3 separate regions of the Mus musculus genome follow, and regions 1 and 2 are each linked to region 3. The links are chromatin loops, found by intact Hi-C in ENCODE. Cell type or tissue: heart. All regions are shown on one strand. Links, peaks and the distances in the headings refer to the core of each region. The heading gives the core; the rest is flanking DNA.

Region 1 (7,041 bases), core at 1,264-6,263, 53 kb before region 3:
TATGTTAATTATTATCTCTTTCTTTTTAGTTTTTGTTGTTGTTGTTGTTGTTTCTTTTTTTGTTTCTCAGCAAAGTTTTTAACTCACTCTTTGTTTCTCAGAAAAATTTTTAATTCACTCTTTTTTCTGACATAATATTTTTATTGATTCTTTGGGAATTTCTCATCATATACCCTGTCACCCTCACTTCCCAGTGCTGTCATGTCTGCAGCCACCCTTATGACCATCCCCCACAGCATGAAAAAAAAAAGAGAAAAGAACAAAACAAGTCCAATTTGTGTTATCTACATCTTCAATAGAACTGAGTCCCTCGGCTCCCACACTCCCCTGGCCATCAGTTGAAGTAACATCAAAAGAGCTAACTTCCGTAATATATTCTTTGTATTGGCTTATTATTTCTGGTATTGCATCTTGGGCTGTTTTCTTCCTGGCAAGCCTGGGGATTAGAATTAGTAGTGGAGAACTCCAACTTCAAGAGGCCAAGGAAAAAAGAACATGAAAAGGAAAGGGTAGGGAAGTGAGAAGAAATCCAGAAGGCCTAAAAACCAGGAAGAACCAAGGCAAAGAAAGATCAGCTGTGCCAGATGGTGCTAAGAGAGCCAAAGCGAGGACTCAGGACTATACGATCAGCTTGAGGTCATTAATCTCAGCACAGGAGCAGAGGCAGGCATATCTGAATGAGTTCAAGGCTAGCCTGGTCTACATAGTAAGTTCCAGGCCAGCTAGGACTACGTATAAGACCCTGATGCAGGGATTTAAATAGAATGGGTAAAACTTGTTGTGGAATAGCTATGGGAAGAGGCAGGGATATACATTCAAGATGACTCAAAAAGAAGCCAAAACAAAAATGGTAAAGGCATTTTAAGTTCCTTGCCTCCTTTCCCCCCTACGAATTCAAGTCAAAATGAAAAATACCATGTCTAGGGAGCAGGATGGATTGAGAGGATATTTCCAACAGTCTGGGCTTTCTCTTGCTTGTAGAGAAAAGTACCATGCAGATCTCTGCAAATCTTTTGGGAGCTCCATCTCACAGAATCTAGTATTATAAGAGAGTTTGATGTGAGCATGGAGTCAGCTTCTTTCATATCTAGCTGGTGACGTGGGAGGCAATGAAACCACAGACAACATAATAATTTGGAGAAATCATAATTCTTAGGTCTACCTAAGGTAAGTTTATATAAACTCCTACTTCAGATATTACCATACTTATTCAATCAACAACACTTCAATCCCATTCATATTTCTAATGAAAAGGAAAAAATGAGTTCTGCTTTCCCAAGTGGGGTTTGAGACTAGACAAATGATCCTTGAGTTTCCAAAGGAAAGACTCTCTAGTGGCCTAGAGCCTGGGAAATGTGTGTGTGAAGACTTGATGCTTGTTTCCCCATGTCCATTTTCTTTCCCTTTGCTCCAGTTTCACCCTGAATTTGACATCTTCCTCTGGGATTGCATTTCCCATTCTTGGCACTACTGACATTCTGAACGAGACAATTCTCTGTGATCATACAGTGGTTTCTACATGGCATTATAAGCAACAGGACAGGAGGTTCTGTGCACTGTGGGATGTTTCGTATGACCTCTGGCTCTACCAACTAGATGCCAGTTGCAATCCTCCCGCCCCAGTTAAAACCAAGGAATCCCTTTGAGGAAAGTGAGGAAAGACCATACCTCCTTTACAAATATGACCTAGGGACACAGTTGTCCAGGCCTAAACCAATCAGCACAATTACCAGTCCAGTGGTGACCACATGTCCCAAATAGGTCCAAAAATATTACACTAAATGTTTTTGGTTGGCCTTGAGAAATGATATTCTAACTACCTATGAATTTTGTGGTGTGTGGGTGAAGCCTTTAGAGCCAATGGCATACATTTCTTTTAATGAAAAACGAAAACAAAACAGGCTCAGCAGGAAGCCGATACTATATGAGGTTAAACCAAGACAGCAGGAAAAGCTGGGCTCTGATTACATTGCAAAGAGGCTGGGTCAGCTCTGACCTGGAGTTTGAATACGTCCCCACCTTTTGGTTGCTGTTGTTTCCTTGTTAAAGCCAGTTTCTGTTATTTGGAATTTTCAAGAGAAGAAGTTCACATACATTAAATTGAACAGAATTTGAATAAAGGCAAGTTAGGCAGCCTTCAGAGCCAAATGAAGTTCCGAGAACTTTGCTGCAAACAGGGGCAGCAGTATTTGTGGATAAAACCAGAAATTAGCATCAGAAACAGCTTGACTAGGTAGCATTCAGACACTGCTGTATTTTAACGTGGCCAGTCGCTCACCAGTGGTAGACTACATCTCCACTGCACAGATCGGCTGAGGCTGAACCATCTTCCTGAGGAACCCTTCCGAATAAAGCATTCAATTAATTCATGTTCTAAGGACTCTAAGTTCTGAGACATCCTCAGGTCAACCTTAGTTTAAAACACTAAAAACATTTTAACCTATAAAATAAGTATATTATATGGTGTAACGAATAGGTTAATGACATCTTGGCCAGTCTTTTAAGAGGTAAGAGGGTGGTGCTTAAGAAAAAGTTGAAACATGGCCTTTCTCCCCCCACCCCACATTTTTGGCCTTACTACATTCATTTCTAAGGACCTGCCGACATATTTCCAAGTAGGATATGTTAAGAGAGTGCTCATGTTACCCTGGCATTGGGGTGTGAGCCTTTAATCCCAGCACTTAAGAGGCAGTGTTGAGTGGCTCTATATCTGTGAGTTCCAGGTCAACCTGCTCTACAAAGCAAGTTTTAAACCTGACAAGTCTCAAAAAAAAAAAAAAAAAAAAAAAAAGGTTAAAAAGTACCCATATTACCAGATCAGCCAGAATGGTTCTGTGTCATTCCACTGCTGAAAACTGAGCCAAAAACACCTGGATTTCAAGTACCATTCTTGCCACCATGTTGTAGATGCTGGAGAAATCACCCACCTAGGGGAGCCATTGTCAAGCGCTACAAAGCCACATCTTCAGGAAGCCCATAAACTATGCTCAAGTAACTTATGGTGTGACTTCACTGTTTTGACATTTGTACTAATAGTGGGCCCAACATCAGGGCTCTTAGCACGGACCAAGGCAATGACAACAGACTTAAAATGATTATATTCTTTACTTGAAGAGAAAACATCCAAATGTTGGTTTTATTTAAGAATGACCCTGAGCCTGGCATAGTGGGATATCCCTTTAACCCCAGCACTCACTCAGGAGGCAGAGGCAATCAGATCTCTGCAAGTTCCAGGACAGCCTCATCTACATAGTGAGTTCCAAGACAATCAGAGCTATATAATAGAGAGAAACTGTCTTGGACAGGAAAAGAAAATTTAAAAAAGAGTAACCTTAATAAAGAAGTAAAATTGTAACCCAGAAGGCATCTCTTACCCATGATATGAGCAAGCAAGAATAATGTGGACACACATCTACAGCCTGCCCAAGCAGAACAATTCTCACAGGGGGCATAAAAAGTAACCTGTGCGATTGTCTGAGTCGCCAGCTGTGCTAGCTGTGTTTTCTGAAATAAACACCATTTTCACTTGGAGGCACAAATGACAGGCAAACTATGGTGTTTTAGATTGGGTATTTGGCAGACACTTCTTCAAAAAAAACGAACCAACTGAGCCTGTCACTTCAAGGAGAATAATCAACAGTATTTGATTTTTTTTTCACCAGTGATCCAATCTGAGCTCCCCGAGAAAATTAGAATGTTGAAAATCGTATATCTGCCACAGTAGGCTTGACAGCTCCCTAATACTTAAGAACTTGTCTGATGAGATCACTGTGATGTTGAGAATGTGCCTTCCTGATATTGTATAATAAAATATGTCAAATTTGGAAGATCTGGGTAACTCATTAAGGCATTTCTACTGGGCTCCTTGTCGCTTTCTTGTTGACGGGAGTTATTTTTGGACATCTGCACAGGAAGCGCTTGTCAGTCGTGTGCATTGCAGAGATCTCGTTGTGGCTTGGGTTTGCCTTTCTTCCTTTATGGTGTCTTTAATAAAAATTATTTTCTGGTTCCAGGGTACTCACACAGTAATTGTTTGATGGTCTGTTTTAAACCTGAAACGTGAATCTATTCTCCTACTTTCAACAGATTTGTGACTTTGCTGTCACATTTTGGGTTTTTTATCTACCTGGGTGGTTTTATGTGTGTGGTTTTTTTGTTTTGTTTTGTTTTGTTTTGTTTTGTTTTGTTTTGAGAATACTTACATGATGTCTCCTCTATTGGCCTGATTTAACCATACAATTCTATTTACTACAACACAGTATAAGAAGCCCAACTTTATTCTGACTCTGCTTTTTTCCCCCTCACTTCTTTTCATATTCACAGGATATTATCTCGTTATGATTTATTTGAAAATCTACCACAATAGTTCTTCAACGTCACCTTTCTCATATTGCCTTTCTGCCAACCTTGTCCTCAGTACCACACCATTGGTACTATTGTGGTTTTAAGATAATCTGTGATACCTACATGACAAGACTTTTTTTTTTTTCGTCATATAAGTGTGACTGCTCATGACTGTACATATCCAAATTAATTATCTAATCTATGAAATATCTGTAATATTGAATCTGTATATCAACTCAGAGTCAGAAGCCTCCTCACTATGTTGAGTGCTCCAGTCACTGAGAATCCCTCAGCTTGCCTGACTTCTCTAATGTCTCCCAGTGAAGGGTTGTAGTTTTTCCTCTAAGAGATTTTACCCATCTTTTATTAGATTAACTGCTGGGTACTTTTTGGGGGTGAGATTTGATTTTACACTACTTACAAGCTAAGAAGTTGTGCTATTTCTGCTCTATGATGCTGGCAGGAGACAGGAAGCTCCTGCAGAGATGAAAGTGCTATTACCCATGCAGAGCAAGCAGCCTGCATTTTGGCTTTCCTCAACCCAAGTCTGCCTGGTGGATGATACATACACGGAGTGGCTAGACTTTACAGTCAAGGAACAACAGCCTTGGGAAATCCCCTGATCTACTATTGCAAGTAATAAACACACTTGAAGCTTTTTCCAGAGGAAGGGGCCTCATCCAAGGGTTCATGGCAAAAAGGCAACCCTAAGGTCTGGTCCATGTGAAGACTTCTCAAGGTACTGAATTCTTGATACATCCACTGAATGGCAGACTCAGTATGTCCCACAGCCTTGTAAATTACTCCCTTTTACAAAGTGTTTCATAACATTGTAAATTATTAAAGCAGTACTTCACATAATCTTGTGTGTAAATTTTTTATTTTCTAACTGTTGCTGACATACAGAAATATAATAGAACTTTTTATATGAGGTCTCTAGCAATGTTACTAAATTTATTAATTCTGATAATTTATGCTGAGAGTCTACAAAACTCTCTACAGTATTTATATTTTTGAATAATGCAATGTTAGGGGTTTGGTTCTATCTGAGCTACATATATTTTTGGGGTGTATTTCATTGGCTGGACTCTTTAGGCTTTAGAATAAGGTTGGGAAAAGTGCTAAGAGCCACCATTCTTATCTTTTCTAGATTATTTCCTTTTCCATTAATTTTTGGGTCAGCATATGCAAAAATGGGTTTGATTGTGTCATGTCAATGTATATATATCATTATTCTCTATATCCACTGCCCTTTCTATGGTATCTTCCTATCTTAGTGTCTATTTAAAAGAGAATGTTTTTGAAGTTTAACCATTATGAGTAATATTTTCTCTACCCCCTTCCTTGTTGAAGATTCTCCTCATTTTATTTTTAACAAATTCCTTTTTACTAACAGTTTGCTGAAAGTTTACAGTAAATGATGACAATTTTTGCTCCCATTGAGGCTACTATATAATTTCCCTCCATACATCTAGTAATGTAGTATAATATAAAAACACAATACATTTTCTACATTAAAACATTGTACTCTTGAGATAAAATCATCAAGCTGTGCTGGTGCCTTCATACTGCTGTGTTTGATTAACTTTTTAATTATGTAAAAAGTTTAGTAACACAATTCTCACACATTTTGGGTTGCAATATTTTTATTATAATGTCTTTATTATAATAATGTTTTCTAAATTCTATAAGGACCTGTATTTCTCAGGAGCACTTTCTGATTCTAACTAGATGCTAACTCTTTTGGTTATCACTTTTACTATTGATTTCTAGCTTATTTGAATAGTACTCAGAAGGGTCACACTATAGTTTTCAACTTCTAAGATTTTGTTAATCAGCCATGGTGGCACATGCCTTTAATCCCAGAACTCTGGAGGGGGAGGCCTGTGGATCTCTGTGAGTCAAAGCCAGCCTGGTCTACACAGTGAGACCCTATGTCAAAAGATAAACAAATAAGAGTGTCCTCTAAGATTTCACTAAGACTTGCTTTATGTCTCATAACATAACCACTGTTGGTAAATATCCCTTATACTTTTAAATATTGCATGCACTATGCTGGTCAAGACGATATATATCAATGAAGTCAAAAGTTTCCACCATGTTGTTCAATACCCTATATTCCAGTGCTTATATTATCAGCTTGTTATGGGGAGGGTTATTAAATGACAAACCGTGATTTATGGTTGTATCTATTTCCACTTGAAGTTTCATTTTCTTGACTATTTAGAAGTCCTGTTATTAAGGTATGCATACTTTTAAACTCTCTCTCTCTCTCTCTCTCTCTCTCTCTCTCTCTCTCTCTCTCTCTCGTGAACCCCTTTATCTCCAGTCAGGATTTTAGCTTTTCTAATCTTAAAATAGCTGTACCCATTTCCTTTTGGTTAGGTTTCACCTATATGTCATTTTTCTTTTTTTTTTTAATTTTATCCTTGCAATGCTATCATATTTTAGATGTTTCTTTATAGCCAAAATATATTTAGAGTTTGTACTTTATCCAGATTACTATCTTTTTATATTATCTGTAACATTTACAACATTTATTTCTTTTGGAAACTCTATTAAGAGACTTTATTGTAAAAGTTTCAGGTTTAGAGAAAAGTTGCAAATACAGTAGAGCCCCCACTGCCTCACAGCAATTTCCCTTATTATTAACATCTTACATGAATTTACTGTGTTTATTGTAATTATTGAAGCAAT
Region 2 (7,041 bases), core at 918-5,917, 56 kb after region 3:
TTGCTGCTGATGCTGTTGCTGATGCTGTTGTTGTTGCTGTTATTGTTTTTGTTGTTGCTGCTGCTGCTGCTGTTCCTGTTGTTGCTGCTGTTATTGTTGTTGCTATTGTCCTTATTGCCGCAACTGTAGTTTGTCATGTGCCGTCATCTACCAGATGACTCGATATTTAGAAGTTGAGGTGTATTTCATATGAATTACCTGCTTCACCTGAAGGACCTTGTGAAAAGGTCTTCACATCCAGCTGATAGTGTGTCTGTCTTTAGTACACAAATATCATCTAGTATTGTTAGACCTGCTCCAAAGGATTAAGATGAAAATCAGCCCATGTCACCAGTCATCTTCTAAAGAAACAGTGCCTACTCTGACTTCCGAGTGTATTCTTCTAGATTATCCCCTTGCTGGAGATAAAGAAACCAAGGCCCAGAGCAACTAGTGATTGTCTCACAACACATACTTAGTAAGTCACACCGCCTCTTCATGCATCAGTCTGTGAGTTTGTGGCTCCTAAACTGTCCATTAGGTGGATTTTGATTTTTGACTCATAAAACTTCACAAGAATATAAGTTAATGAAACCAGGGAAAAATCAAAACCTAAGCTGAAGACCTGGACCCCACAGACCTCCCACGTGGAGATTACTGCTCACCTGGGTCAGCACTACAAAATATTTCCCTCCCTTGCTGCTCTAAACCAAGCCTCATCCCCAGGAGCCACTCCTGCCTTCTCACAGGAGGAACAGACCCACAGTTCCTGCTGGTCTCCTCTGTCAGATGTTCCTGTGTTCCTCCCATTCCTTCAAGACCCAATGGCATGACAGCTGATCTAACGAGCTATGCTTCTGAGTGCCAAAGAAAGATAAAAATCTAAAGGCTGATACACAGCCTCCAGAAAGGTCACCCTTGTGGCCACACCACAGAACGTCCAGGGATAGTAAGATCTGAGGTCCCTAGCCTCCTGCACCATCTAAAACATCTGGAACAAGTGGTAGGTGAGGAGATGAAGGTAAGGAGGAGTGTGTGAGCCTGTTTTTAATCTATCTTCTGTCTATCTATACCTGCAGTCAATTCTAGTTTATAAATTTCTTGTGGTAAAACATGGACAGTAAAAATAATAAAGTAAAGTAATCATAATATACCAAAATAGTTTAATATATACTATAGTAAGATGGCAAGCATCAAGGACTTCATTATATAAGTCTATTACTAAGTGAATGTTATTTGAACATACTATCACCATACCTAGGCAGTCAATCTTGTAACCCAGGAAGCTACCAAGGGAGTAACATATGGGTAGCATATACAGTGTTCATATCCTGAGTAGTACAACCTGGCCAGTGCAAGCTGTCATGATAATCCTCAGAATGGCATACAGTTTAAATTGTAAATTGTGTATTTCTGGAATTTTCTCACTAATGTTTTTTGATGGCAGGGTATTAGAGCTGAGAAAAGTGGGGCCTTAGGTGAAGGAGGACTCCTGTAACTGTCTTCGCCTTTGGAAAAGGCATTTCGGACATGAGGAGGCATACGTTTGGTATACAGAGTAGATCAGGGAAGGGGTTAAACTGGTAGAGTTAACAAGGAGTCAGCTACATTTGAGACTAAAGAAATGTTACATCTTTGGAAGAAAGGATCCCAGAAAGGTAGGGCAAAAGATGCTTTTTTTTTTTTCAAAAGATGCTTTTCATCTGACACTTGGTGGTATTCAATATCTTAGGTCAATAATATATGTTCATTTGCATTTATCAACTATTACTAAGATGATCAAAAGGAAGAGGTCTCCATGTGCTGTTAGAAACAAAAATTTACACCCATGCAGAGGACAGGTGAGGACACAGCCCCAGGCTATGACCCAAAGCCTGGTGACTCAGAAACATCATCCTATGCTACACATTCCACAGGGATGAGTTGTTATTGAAATGGCAATCTCTCTGCTCATTCCCCCAGATTTGGACATTTTAAGCCTTGACACTGTAATAAGGTAGCATTTGACTTTTAATTGCCTTGAACTTCCGTTAACATTAAATGAAGGGAGGAAATGGGAAGGAAAATAGAACCCTATCTGTACTGCTTTCAAGTCACATAATTGTACATTTTTGCCACACCATTAGTTTCCAGCCTGTAAGCCCTTCCCCCATCACCACAGAGATAAAGAAATCATTCTGTCATTCTGTAAGTGCAGCCGTTTGCAGAACTCTAAATACTCTGGAATTAAGAAGAATTATGTAACTTTTTAATGTAAGGTCTATCTTCTAATTGCCACCTGTGCAGGAGTCCTTGAATCGCGTACATATTTGGTCATCCACTTGCTTTTTCAAAAAGCACTCTTTCCTCCTAAAGGATATGACGTTGGAAGACTTAAGCAGCAGTGGCTGGAGTCGCCCAGGAGCTGAGCTCTCTCCCTTTATTTATGGAACAGAAAACAGCACCATCCCGCCCCTAGCCACTCCTAACTCACAGATGACCTCAGAGGCTTGAGCCTTCCAAAAATAAAACCTCACCTAGCTACTTTACCACACCCACAAAAACTGGCTCCAAACTTTCACCAAAACACTTGTGAATCATAAAAATGAGAGCTGAGTGACTGAGGTCTTTCGCTGTAACCATGACTACAGATTTTTGGAGGACTCAAACAAGGATGTGATCAGATTGGATGTACAGAAAAGTATGAGTGGTACCCGTGTGCACTCATGGACCCTCGACCTTGGAAGCACAGCTCCTGATGACTGGGATTCATAGAGACCTGGGAGGGGGTGCGGGGGGGGGGGAATCCCTACCCTACTTAGGGTTCTAATTCTACATTTAATTCCATCTTTTAAATGCAGTTCCTTAAAATTCCATTTTGTGACATTTAGATTATGGGTCCCTCCCCCTCCCTTGGTGTTCTCTTTCATGTCTTTTTTGTTCTTCACAAGAGTTTTGAGGAATATCCAGGGCAGGTAATAATCTCATTTCTCAGACAAGGGAGAGGCTGGGATTAGATTGAAACCTCACTTTGCCCTTCGGGGCTCCAGAAAGCTTAGCTGATGTTGTCCAGGGTCAAAGACATGAGGACAACTGAACTGGAAGTAGACCTGGTTCCTCTGGCTCCTAGCTTAGCATTCTCTCTACTTTGCCGCGCTACCAGCATTCTGCACAGAGCCTGGGGATATCTCCATATGTGCTAAGTCTTCTGTAAACCTCCCTCAGCTTTATCATTCGACTGATCAACCAGAGACCAAGCACAGCCAATGAGGAGGTGCCTGCTGTAAGACTGGCTGGCCTTTTGTCCTCATCTGTATTTCCCCGCTGCTGTGTGGTTCTCTGTACAGAGATGATAGCAAAGAGAACATGCAGTGTCATTCCTACTCCAGGAATTTTAGAATTCAGGTTGCAGGCTCTAAATGCCTCCAGGGACCAGGTAGTGAACAGGAATAGATGAAACGGGTATCAGAGAGAACTCTGGCCTTTTTAAAGCTCCACAGACTGTGCCTTCATGAGAAATTAGTACAGCTCAATATTAAACTTAGCTAAAAATTGAGGATTTTATATAAGAGAAAAGGAAATGTGATTAGTCATCTTCATATTAAGACGTAAGTGTGCTGGGTACAACTCTTGAAATGCAAGTGGACATTATGCCTATCATGGAGTCTCATGCCTTGGAGAACTGTTGTCTTCTGACATATGTGGTGTTGGATTGAACTTCCCTCCTGCCATGTGTGGTCTTGTTAAAATCCAAGCCCTCAGGAGGTATAGAACATTAGAAAGGCCCTGGCTCAAATCCAGGTCCCCCCTACTGATGTATAGTTTAGGGCTAAAGAGATGGTGCAGAGCTAAAGAGTGCCCCCTTATCTTGAGGAGACAGAACCTAAATTCAGTTCTTAGCACCTACCTCAGGAGGCTCACAGCCACCTGTGACTCCTATTCTAGGGGATCCGATGCCCTCTTCTGGCCTCTGTGGGCACTGCAAGTGCACAGCACATAGAAGAGTAGGCAAACGCACAAATACATGATTAAAAATATCCAACCCCTACCCTGACCCAGAGAGTACATTGTGGTATCATGAGTCTTCTACTAACATGGGTCCCTAAGCAATTGTGTGAAAAAATAGAATTCTTCCTCCTTTCCCTGACTGCAAACTTCATTGCTAGGAACTAGAAAGTGGGAAGCAAATCCTTGCTCTGCAACCATCAATATCCCAAATTCTATTTGCTACTGCATTGTTCCTCGCTTACTCTGTGTTTTTAAGTTTTGAAGACTTCTCGAATAATCTAATGGGTGTTCTGTATCTTCTTTACAGCCAGTTGCACAGTCAAACATTTTATATGAAAATTCTGTATGGTTAGTGGCCGTATATATGCAGTAATTCCTATAACCAAGAGGCTGAGGCATAAGAATCACAGGTTACAACCCAGTCTATGGTACAGAAGAAACTGACTGCCTAGATATTTTCAATTCATACTTAGATATAAAAGGATACATATCTCACTCTTACAAAATAGTTGCATGTGCATGTACGAAATATTGCTTATGTTGTAATTATTCATTTTCTAAATAACTTTGGAAATAAAAGTTAGTGACAATCTGAAAAAAAAGAAAAAAAAAAGAAAGTGTGAACTCTTTAAAAATCACAACATAGCCAGGCAGTGGTGGCGCACGCCTTTAATCCCAGCACTTGGGAGGCAAAGGCAGGCAGATTTCTGAGTTCGAGGACAGCCTGGTCTACAGAGTGAGTTCCAGGACAGCCAGGACTACACAGAGAAACCCTGAGTCGAAAAACCAAAAAGAAATAAATAAAAATAAAATAAAAATCACAACATACATATCATCAGGAGTTTTCCACAGGATGTGGCACATGCAGGAGTTCTCACATATTCCAGGGAATTATTGGGTGGGAACCCATCATCCGAACAAAACAGGCCCAGAAACTGAAGTCCTTGGTCTCCTGAGAATGGTGATCACAGAACAGAGGAGCTACAGACGAACCTTTGCCTTCTGCTGGGATTAGATTGAAACTCATTTTGCCCTTTGGTAGCTCCAAGGCTTTGGACCTATTTCTTAATCTCTGATGGCCTCAGTTCCCTTGATGGAAATAAAAATGATTAACTTGAGTTATTGAATTAAACCTTAATATAAAGGCTTGATAACACATACACAGAAAGATAGGGAGGAGAGAGCTGTACACTTAGTAAGAACTCAACAAATGGTGGCATCTGATTCTACAGATCACCTATTCTCCTGAGGTCCTAAGACATTTGCCAGTGCTCTCTTTGAAGGCTTTGGCCTTCTGAAGTATCTAAGTCAGAAGCTGGGTCAAATGAAAACAAGTAGGTATTCTGGCTGAAACAAAGAAGAGAAAGGCTGGTACTGATGTACAAAACAAATCCCCCAGGAAAAGTGACCCTGGAGGTCAGGAGGGCCAAGGGAGGGAACAGAGTCAGGGATGGATAGGAATAAAGACACCAAGATAGCAGAGAGAAAGGGCCAACTGTCCCTGCCCTGATTTCCTGGGAGCTGCTTAATGCACCTTTTAAACCAATTCAGTGGAAAACAGATCAAACAGAGATCTGAGCAGAAAGATTTCCTAACAAAAGGATGCCATAAATACTATGCTCAAGGTAATTTTAAGGCACCCACTGCATGAGGTGTAGTACGTGCTTCACATATCATCCAACTCCTTCCACCTAGAAATGTGTTCTCTGGTAAGCCACTCAGAAGATCCTGGCAGTCCACATTCCACCAGGCACTGTGCTAGACTTGGGGACAAATACTGTAGCACAATGGATAAACACCCCACCCTCTAAGGCATATTTGCCAGAGGGACAATCTGAACCTAAAGCATGGGAATGAATGCTCCCAGACCCTCTACCATGATGGCAGCAGAGACGAGGTCCTTCCTTGCCTATACATTTCCTGGCTTATGAGAAGAGCGGTTAGGAAGCATCTTCCTTATAACTTGCTCAAGGCTGGAGATGCTGTGTTCTCCACATGAGCACAGCTGGACGTTCCAAGGAATCAGAGAGACATGCTTCCCAGGAAGTGTGTCTAAGAGCAGACCAAGACGAATGAGCTGTTTTCTGGGTCCAAGGCACAAACCCTTTGGAGATAACACAATTAGTATGAGCAGAAAAGGGGGGGGAGGATCAAGACAGTGAAAAATAAAGAAAAAAATCAAGGAATTGGAGACTACGGACCTTCAGTTTTTCACATAATAGAAAAATCAAAGAAAGTTCAAATAAAACCCATTTTAAACTCTTTTCTTTGTTCCTAAATCATTCACTAATTATTTCCCTGGTATCATCTTCAAGAAGAGGCTATCTCTGACTTTCCCTGTAAGTCCTAGCATAGCTTAATTAATACCTGATTGATTGAGAGATTGACTCCTTTGAACCTGAAGTGAAATGGAGCTTTTTAATTTTCTTTCCTGCTGAACCTGAAATAGAGTATATAGCAATTAGGAAAGGGCCCCTTGTTATCTGGAAGTCCCAGCTACAATGGGCTCTTTGTAACTGAGCACGTGGTAGTAGGTGATCATTTAGGAGCTGATAAAACATACACCACTCCCTACTGCTTTCCTGATAATGGGATTTTCTTGGTCATTATTTCCCTCTCAAATGAATTTTGTGGCCGGAGTATCTGACTGGACAGTGCTAAATGGGTGGGCAGTTATCATCAAAGCTCAGCTCTAGCCGTGAACACTGCTCACCTTTTACAGGCTCCAGTCAGTACTTCCTCCCCAGCGGCTCGAATGACTGACTCCTGTCCAGTCAGGATCTCATGTGCTTTTTCAGAACCCCTGGGTTAACTTCATTCATTCACATAGCTACCTGCCCAAATCTGGGCATTGAAACAGAGTATCCAGACAAAAAAGAGGAAGTCGAGGAAGTCGGGCTTTAAACAGGTACAGCTCCACCAACAGGGAATCATGTAGTTAGGGATGAGAAGAGAAAAGGAAGGCGACAATGTGAGGGAGGAAGGACAAGAAGAGGATAAAAGAGGAGGAAGAAGAGGAGGAAAAAGAAAAGACAATGAGAAGGAGGAAGAGGAAGAAGAAGAAAAAGAAGAAGA
Region 3 (7,041 bases), core at 751-5,750:
CAAAATATGGAGAATGGCTCCTTCCCTACATGGTATTATGAGGTGTTCCTAGACTGTCACATACCTTATGTCCTGTAGTGTTTACATGCATTTTCTGATGTTTCTCCTCTCCTGGGGCACCAGGCCAGGATAAGGGCAAACCTATATTACAGACACTGGGCTAGTACTCTTTCACTCCAAAGTCTTGGCCTGGTTCCTAGACCAAGATGATAGTATTTGCTTCCCGCTCCCTTAGGAGGTGTCTTCTAGGGCTCCTAGTCCCTGTTTAGCTCATGGGACCAACTTGCAGAAGGTGCCCAGAAGTGTCCAAATTGTAGCACACCTTAGCTTGCAAACAATGATTGGCATGATCAGGTCTCAAGTCTTCATGAGAAAGCTATACAGAATTTTGGAACAAAGAGGGCCTCACAGTCTCAGGCCTGTTTCCTTATCAACCCATTTCCAAATAGACCTTGGAGCACCTTCCTTCCTACCCCATCTCACTCTGTGATTCCAAGAAGTGGATGTGCAGTGAGGAGGGTTTTTGAAATGTGGAAGAAGGGACGATCAAGAGGTAGCATTATTTTTCCTCCGTGGCTCAAGCAAACAATGTGCCTTATGTTTTGCTAGTTCCAAGACAATGGTGGGAACTTTATGTTTTTAGTGTGTGTGTGTGTGTGTGTGTGTGTGTGTGTGTGTGAGAGAGAGAGAGAGAGAGAGAGAGACAGACAGACAGACAGACAGACAGACAGAGACACACAAACAGAAAAAGACTGCCTCTGTGTGTGTGTGTGTGTGTGTGTGTGTGTGTGTGTGTGCATGCGTACACATGCATGCACTCACCTCCTTTGGGAAAATGGACACTATTCCATCACAGAGCAATCCCATGCACAAGTAGTTAGAATTTCTATGGTTATGACCAGAAGACTGGAGAGCGAGGGAGAAGGCTGGTACATTTGCAACTGGTTCTCCAGAAACTGCTCCTAGATAGCAGCATCAATCTGCATATAACTCATGGCTGCCATCTGTGAGACATCCTCTTCATGAAAGGCCCAACTGTCTACTAGCTTGAACCAACTGGTTTCCTTCTCCCTAGGGAGTACAAGAAAAGAGGAAGACTGAGAAATGGGCTCACAGAGTACAAAAAAGGGTCAAGTGCTGTGGCCCAGATATCAGGAACCCCCCTTCAAGCATTGTTAGTATTGAGGTCACAGTGGAGGGGCTATCAGGTTGGCACTGATAATCCCTCATCAGACCCACGGAGTCCTCTGACACCTTAGCTTTATCCGGATAGTAGGCTGTAAGTGCCAAGTGCCATGGTTGCAAACTCTTAAAAAGCAGTACAATTCAATACACCTTTATACACATTTTTTTATAATCTGACCATGGGTTCCCTCTCTCCAGTCACCACTGCACACCTTTCCGTAGGGCTCTGGAGTTGCTTCTGCCAGGGCTTCCTCCTGCTTGTACCTGCTTTCTGCACTGCTTTCCCTCCACAGGTCCACTTGATTCTAACCTTTCTGAAACAACTTGCTACATTACAGGGGGATGAGAGCCCCAGTTCTCTGGATCTTAGGGCTCTGTCTTCCTCAGTGCCCTATCCTCTCCTAAAATCTTGGTGAGTCTCCCAAGACATTATCAAGGAGAGAAGCTCTTTGGGGGAGTGAGTAAAAGGTAGCTCTCCTCCCTCCTGTTGCATCAGTTTCCCCTCAAAGGTCTTACCATCTTTCTTTCCACCCCCAGGATGCTTAGCATAGTATCTGAGATGGGCCTCCAGTGATGAGCCCAGGCTGGAAGGTGAGCACCCATAATCCTAACGATATGCTATATATAACAATACAACATCTTAAAAATTTTAAATTAGTTGCCACATTGAGAAATGTTCTTTAAAATACATATTTTTGTGGTTTTATTTTGAATTGATTCCTATTTTGTTGTTATTGTCATTGTTGTTTTTTCTGTGTGGTTATTGTTGTTGTTATTGTTGCTGTCATTATTGTTTTGCTTTTTTCTGTAGACAGAGTCTCTCTATCTAGCCCTGGATATCCTAGAATTTACTATGTAGACCAGGCTGACCCCAAACTTACAGAGATCCACCTGCTTCTATCTTCTGGGTGCTAGAATTAAAGAGATGCACCATCATACATGACTTAGATTCTTAAAACCCATAAAATATAGAAAACCAGGTCCTTTAGATGGAGTCTGAGCTATCCACTCATTCTGCAGTGTCTACTAGTAAACAGTTATGTGCCAACAATAGTATTGAAGGCTCTAGAGCTATATGATGTTCACCAGACAGACATGGTTCCAACTTTTGTTATATCAGAGCAATTGAAGCACAGTCGTGTTGGAGGCATGGACTCCTGTAACTACATCAAAATTGATGATAAAATAATAAAACAAGATCCATTCTGATAATGATGAGATATGAGAAGAACATAGGTCAGATAATCCAGTCCTGGAGTGATGGATCAGGCTGGGCCTCAGAAGAGAGATGACCAACTAAAGATAGTGCCCACCCATGAAGAAGCATGACCAACAGACCCTGATGATGGAATAAAGTACTAAACTCCTCTCTTTTTCTTTTTTAATTTTCCTGTGGTCAGACCAGGTTCTCAGTGAAATATATCACATGTATATGGCCCTGAAATAGCTGTTTGGGGGAATCCAGACCATGGTTTCTCCATGGAAATTCTAGAGAAATTATTAGAACAAGGCCAGAGATGGCTGACCAGCAAAACAATCAAACCTGACAGGGGAAGGCCTGAAGATGTGGAACGCAAAGATATTTACTCATCGGGACTTTCAGAGATACCCTGGGAAGAGGCGGAATTCCTGAGCCATTAAGACAGGGAGACCAGATGGTGGCCACATGTGTCTAGAAGCCAAGAAGGAGCAGGAGAACTAAATGCATGGGTGGAACTCAGGCCATATTTAGAAAACTACAAACAGGATCCCAAACAAAAGACAGGCTCCTCTGAAGAACTTCCCCTTGCTCAGTTCTGACAAAGCTAGGAAAATCGTGCTCCTGAAACATCTGCCACCAAAGTCACATGTCCCCTCTCCTTCTTGGCTGCTTTGGTCTTCCAGCAGCAGCACAGGAAGGAAGGTCTTCATGCAGTAGGGTCACTTGGAGCACCTGACAGGGCTTCCTGATACAAGGCTAAGGATGATGCTCAAGGCAGGGTGGAATATTTCAGCTCAAGCAAAGCCTGACAAAGGCCTGTTGTAGAAATGTAGAGCTGTGTGCGATGACTTTGGTCAAGTCCCTTATTCAGTGCTATTGTCAGTTATGCTCCGGTGTGTGCTTGAAATGTTTCTCGTGCTCTTGGACCTTAGATTCTATCAGGTAATAACAAAGATAGTATCAAAAATAGAGTGAAAGATGGAAGAGTGGGCATACTGGAAGAGAGCCAGTTGCACCGTCAATAGAGAGAACAGAATGAAGTAATGTTTGAGTAAATGAAAGTCATGAGGAAGACCATTTTTTGCCAAAATCCCTGAAGGGAGCACATGATGGTGTGTTCTGATGACAGCAAAGAGGCCAGCGTGTCTGCGGCACAGAGGAGCACAGGACAAAGTAGCTGATGAACTGAAGAGGTCATGGAACCAAGTCATGTGAACATCAAAAGCCACCGCAGTGTGTGTAATCCACCAACATTCAGAACAGAACTGTGGTGAGCACCATCCCTTCAGGGTCTGCATACTTTCATCTCTGTGTTCACAGTACTTAGCATATTACCTACACCCTATAAATGCTTGGTAGATGAATCACTAGGGGTGAAAGGCTCTCATTAGGATGCCCCAACACACAGTCATCACCTTCAGATTCTGTTTCCCCTCTCCTAAACTCCCACAGAACCACGCAGCCCTAGAGACACCACCAATGAAATATAAGACTTGGCATGGTCATCAGGTAAAGCTCCATCTTCTCCCACCCTGCAGGGAGACACCACATACCTCCAGAGTCCACTGCATATCAAATTCTTAGAGAAAGAGTTTGGGAATGTTGGTCTATATGGTCAAATTAAGCTGGAAATGAGTGTATTTATCTATAGGCTCTACCTCCAGGACTCCTCCCGTTGTGGCTCTGCATTAGTCTTCTCTGTCTAGCCTCCCATAGAGTCCCTTTAACAAGCACCAAAGAGTTCCTCAGGAAGGAATATCTGCGCAGTGTCAAAACACACATAAGGTATACTTAGCAGGCAGGGGTGCTCCGCTGTGCAGTCTATTCTCAATTGAAACAGTGTAACTCTACACACTAAATCCCAGGGCCAAACCTAGCTAGCCACCAGGTGAAAGGAAGGAACTAACATAGTGCCATTTCCCTGCCCCACCCCTGCCTCACTCCTGTCCCTCCTCTGCCCAATCACATTGCTGGGCAAGAACATGTTTCACGTTCTCTGAAAATCAGAGCCTCACAGTTTTAATTAATTAGCTTTCGAGACAAGAGTCTCACAACATAGCCCACGCTGGTTTCAAACTCACTGATGTTCCTGTCTGAATCTCAAATGACTTTTAAATTTATCTTTACATGAGACATACAAACAAATATTATATGTGTCAGGGAGTTTCCGTGGGTTATCTGGTTGCACGCATGCCTCCTGTTTGCATGATGTTCAAAGCAGCTTATGAATAGATACCTATCTCCAACACTCTCCTCAAGCTTTTTGAAATGTAGAGTGCATTGCTGCCATCTATACCCACCTGGTCCTCAACAGCACACAAGGACTCTCCATTCCCATCTGACTATAACTTAGTACCCCTTCTTTAGTCCTTTCTCCCATCTCTCGCTGAACACCCCACTCCCCACCCGAACATCCTGTGATAGGCTCTTGTCTGCCAGATAAAAGCAGTATTGTTATTCCTAGGTACTACATGTGACCAAGTAGGAGACTCAGTGAAGTTTCATAAACACTTTTCAACTGACCAAAATTTTTATTTTACTCCATGTTACTCTTAGTGCTGCGTTAACTCCTTCCTTCCCCACCTTTATTTCAAGCAAGCTCCCAGGTCTCCCTCTCCTTGGGCAGTCACTGTCTCAGAAGACTAAGAGAAGGTCAGCACGATCCATCTCTGAAGGTCACAGTGCCTTTGTGCCCAGAGTCAAAGGAGAACAAACAATGGGGACAGAGTAAAAAAAAAAAAAACCCGCTCTAGAAAGTCAAATGCTTCAGAACGGAGTTGCTCAGGGATCAGCAGAGATCATTATATTCCTTGAAATATATTTCTGTTTAGCACAAACCTCCATTTTTATGACCTCAGGAAAAAAAATTCAAATACCTGCCCTGAGATTTCTGAAAATTGCTAGGGAACCGGTATTCTTTTCTCACCTCTGGCTCCAATTTCCTGCCCTTGCCGAATTCTTATTCTCTGCTCTCCATAATTTCGCACCTTCTTCGCCTAGCCCTATCTTCTTCCCCTAAAAGCAATCATTTCTACAGGCATGGCACGTTAGCAGAATTTTTATTGATGGTTTTTAGGTCATGAAGGATGGGTTACAATCTCCCACCAACAGCAGACAACCTAACATCTGATACTAGCCGTCCCATTTCTAAACATTCTCTGGGGATTTCTCACTGGCCAGGCCTTCATGTACAACAGCAAGGCTTCTCTCTCCCACTCTCCCTCAGGGATTCTCTGCACTCTTCTCTCACAGCATTTGCCCTTCTCTCCTGCTTTGCATAGCTGGGTGTTCAGTGGGACCACGATCCTTTGGCTTGAGCTTTCAAAGGCAGACGCGTTAATTCTAACTCATCAGAACACAGAGGAAGAAACTTTGGTTTCTCTTTCTAAGGTCACTTACTCATTTGTCTCATGGTCTGTCTTGCAGTCCTTTGGGCTGTAAACCTTCATTTATATCCTTAGTTAACACACAAACTGCCATATCTGGACCTTTGCTGTAAAGCAGTGGTGGTATCACTATCATTTTGTAGGTAATTCAGACTGTGACCACATTATAAGGCCTCTGCCACCAAGTTGTCTAACTCAGGTAGTTTTAGCCTGGGTGGAAGGAATAAAGAAACTACACACCACTGCAAGCTATCTGCCAATTTCTCCAAACTATCTGCATCTTTGTGTGTTTTTCTAAAAAAGCTCATACATAACTTTTATAGACATCTCTAACTTCCTCCCAACCCCTCCATGCCCACCTCTGAAAATGTTTTAATCACTGTTTGGTAGCTAATGATCAGGATCATGCTGAGTTCTGGATCAACATCACTGCCCAAGGTGGCAAGCTAGCCTTAAGCCGCATCAAGTAATCAGCAGCTTGGGAAATTGAAGAAATCATTGTGAAAAGACCTAAATGTTCAAAAATACATGCTATGAGAGTTGTGAAAAGTCAACTGGAGTTTTAAGAGCACAGAAAATAAAACTATAAAATCTTTTCTTTTCAGAGAGAGGGGAGGTTTTCAAATGTGATTCAATAAGTTGATGCCTAGGAGATCATTTGCAGTAACAGACAACAGACTTTTATGCCTCCCATTCTCAAGAGCCTGGCTTCATACTTTTAAAATATTAGCCACACAACAAAGATGAGTCAGATACCTAGATGTACTGAATCCACTGGAAAAGGATTTAGTTCACATAAAACAATTGCGACAAATGAACTCGGAGTTAAGTATGGATGGAAGCCTGGAGCCAATTAAAACTAAATGGGAAAGAGATTTAAGTCTGAAAATTGAAGATAAGGGTCGGCAATTATCCTGCCATCTAACCAAACACAAAACTGCACCGCTCTGGATGACTTGATGTATTTTTAATTATCATATCAAGCATTTGACTCTAGTTAGAAAAATGAAATTGACCGTGAGAAAAAAAAAGTCTACTTTCACCAAGAAAAATACCCTTCTGCCCACATATTGTCTCTACACAAAGACCCAGATGTGCACAGCTGTTCAAAGCCACTCAAAGCATATCATAAATTGTACAGAAAGACTTCTCAGTATCTCCTGGGCTGTGTTTACCTCCTATTAATTCTCAATTGATTGTGGAAATATTTAGTTTTGCCTCACTTACATTGTTAATGGTTTTATAGCAGATTACAGGAAAAGAAATGAG

Evidence for each region. A loop is a pair of places that touch in the nucleus more often than their neighbours do. Peaks named below come from ENCODE experiments on the same cell type or tissue, not always from the same donor. Only the 100,000 strongest peaks of a DNase experiment are listed, where the experiment ranks them.
Region 1: a loop joins it to region 3, with 2.0 times the contacts of the local background. A loop is called at or near these places in 6 of 42 quality-filtered maps.
Region 2: it touches region 3 in a loop (2.0-fold over the local background); 3 of 42 quality-filtered maps call a loop at or near these places.

The regions. Positions count from the first base shown.
Region 1 is chr1:159,948,857-159,955,897 of GRCm38, forward strand. No RefSeq gene overlaps it. Among named protein-coding and RNA genes, the nearest start is that of Gm31667, 72 kb to the right of the region's middle. In heart, for the core only: no CTCF peak of the experiment used is centred there; no DNase peak of the experiment used is centred there.
Region 2 is chr1:160,058,272-160,065,312 of GRCm38, forward strand. All of the region lies in intron 1 of 4930523C07Rik (RIKEN cDNA 4930523C07 gene), which reads left to right. Among named protein-coding and RNA genes, the nearest start is that of 4930562F07Rik, 16 kb to the right of the region's middle. In heart, for the core only: a CTCF peak has its summit at 3,930 (motif pointing left); no DNase peak of the experiment used is centred there; H3K27ac peaks cover 726 bases.
Region 3 is chr1:160,002,586-160,009,626 of GRCm38, forward strand. All of the region lies in intron 1 of Gm31493, which reads right to left. Among named protein-coding and RNA genes, the nearest start is that of Gm31667, 19 kb to the right of the region's middle. In heart, for the core only: no CTCF peak of the experiment used is centred there; a DNase peak (open chromatin) is centred at 2,926.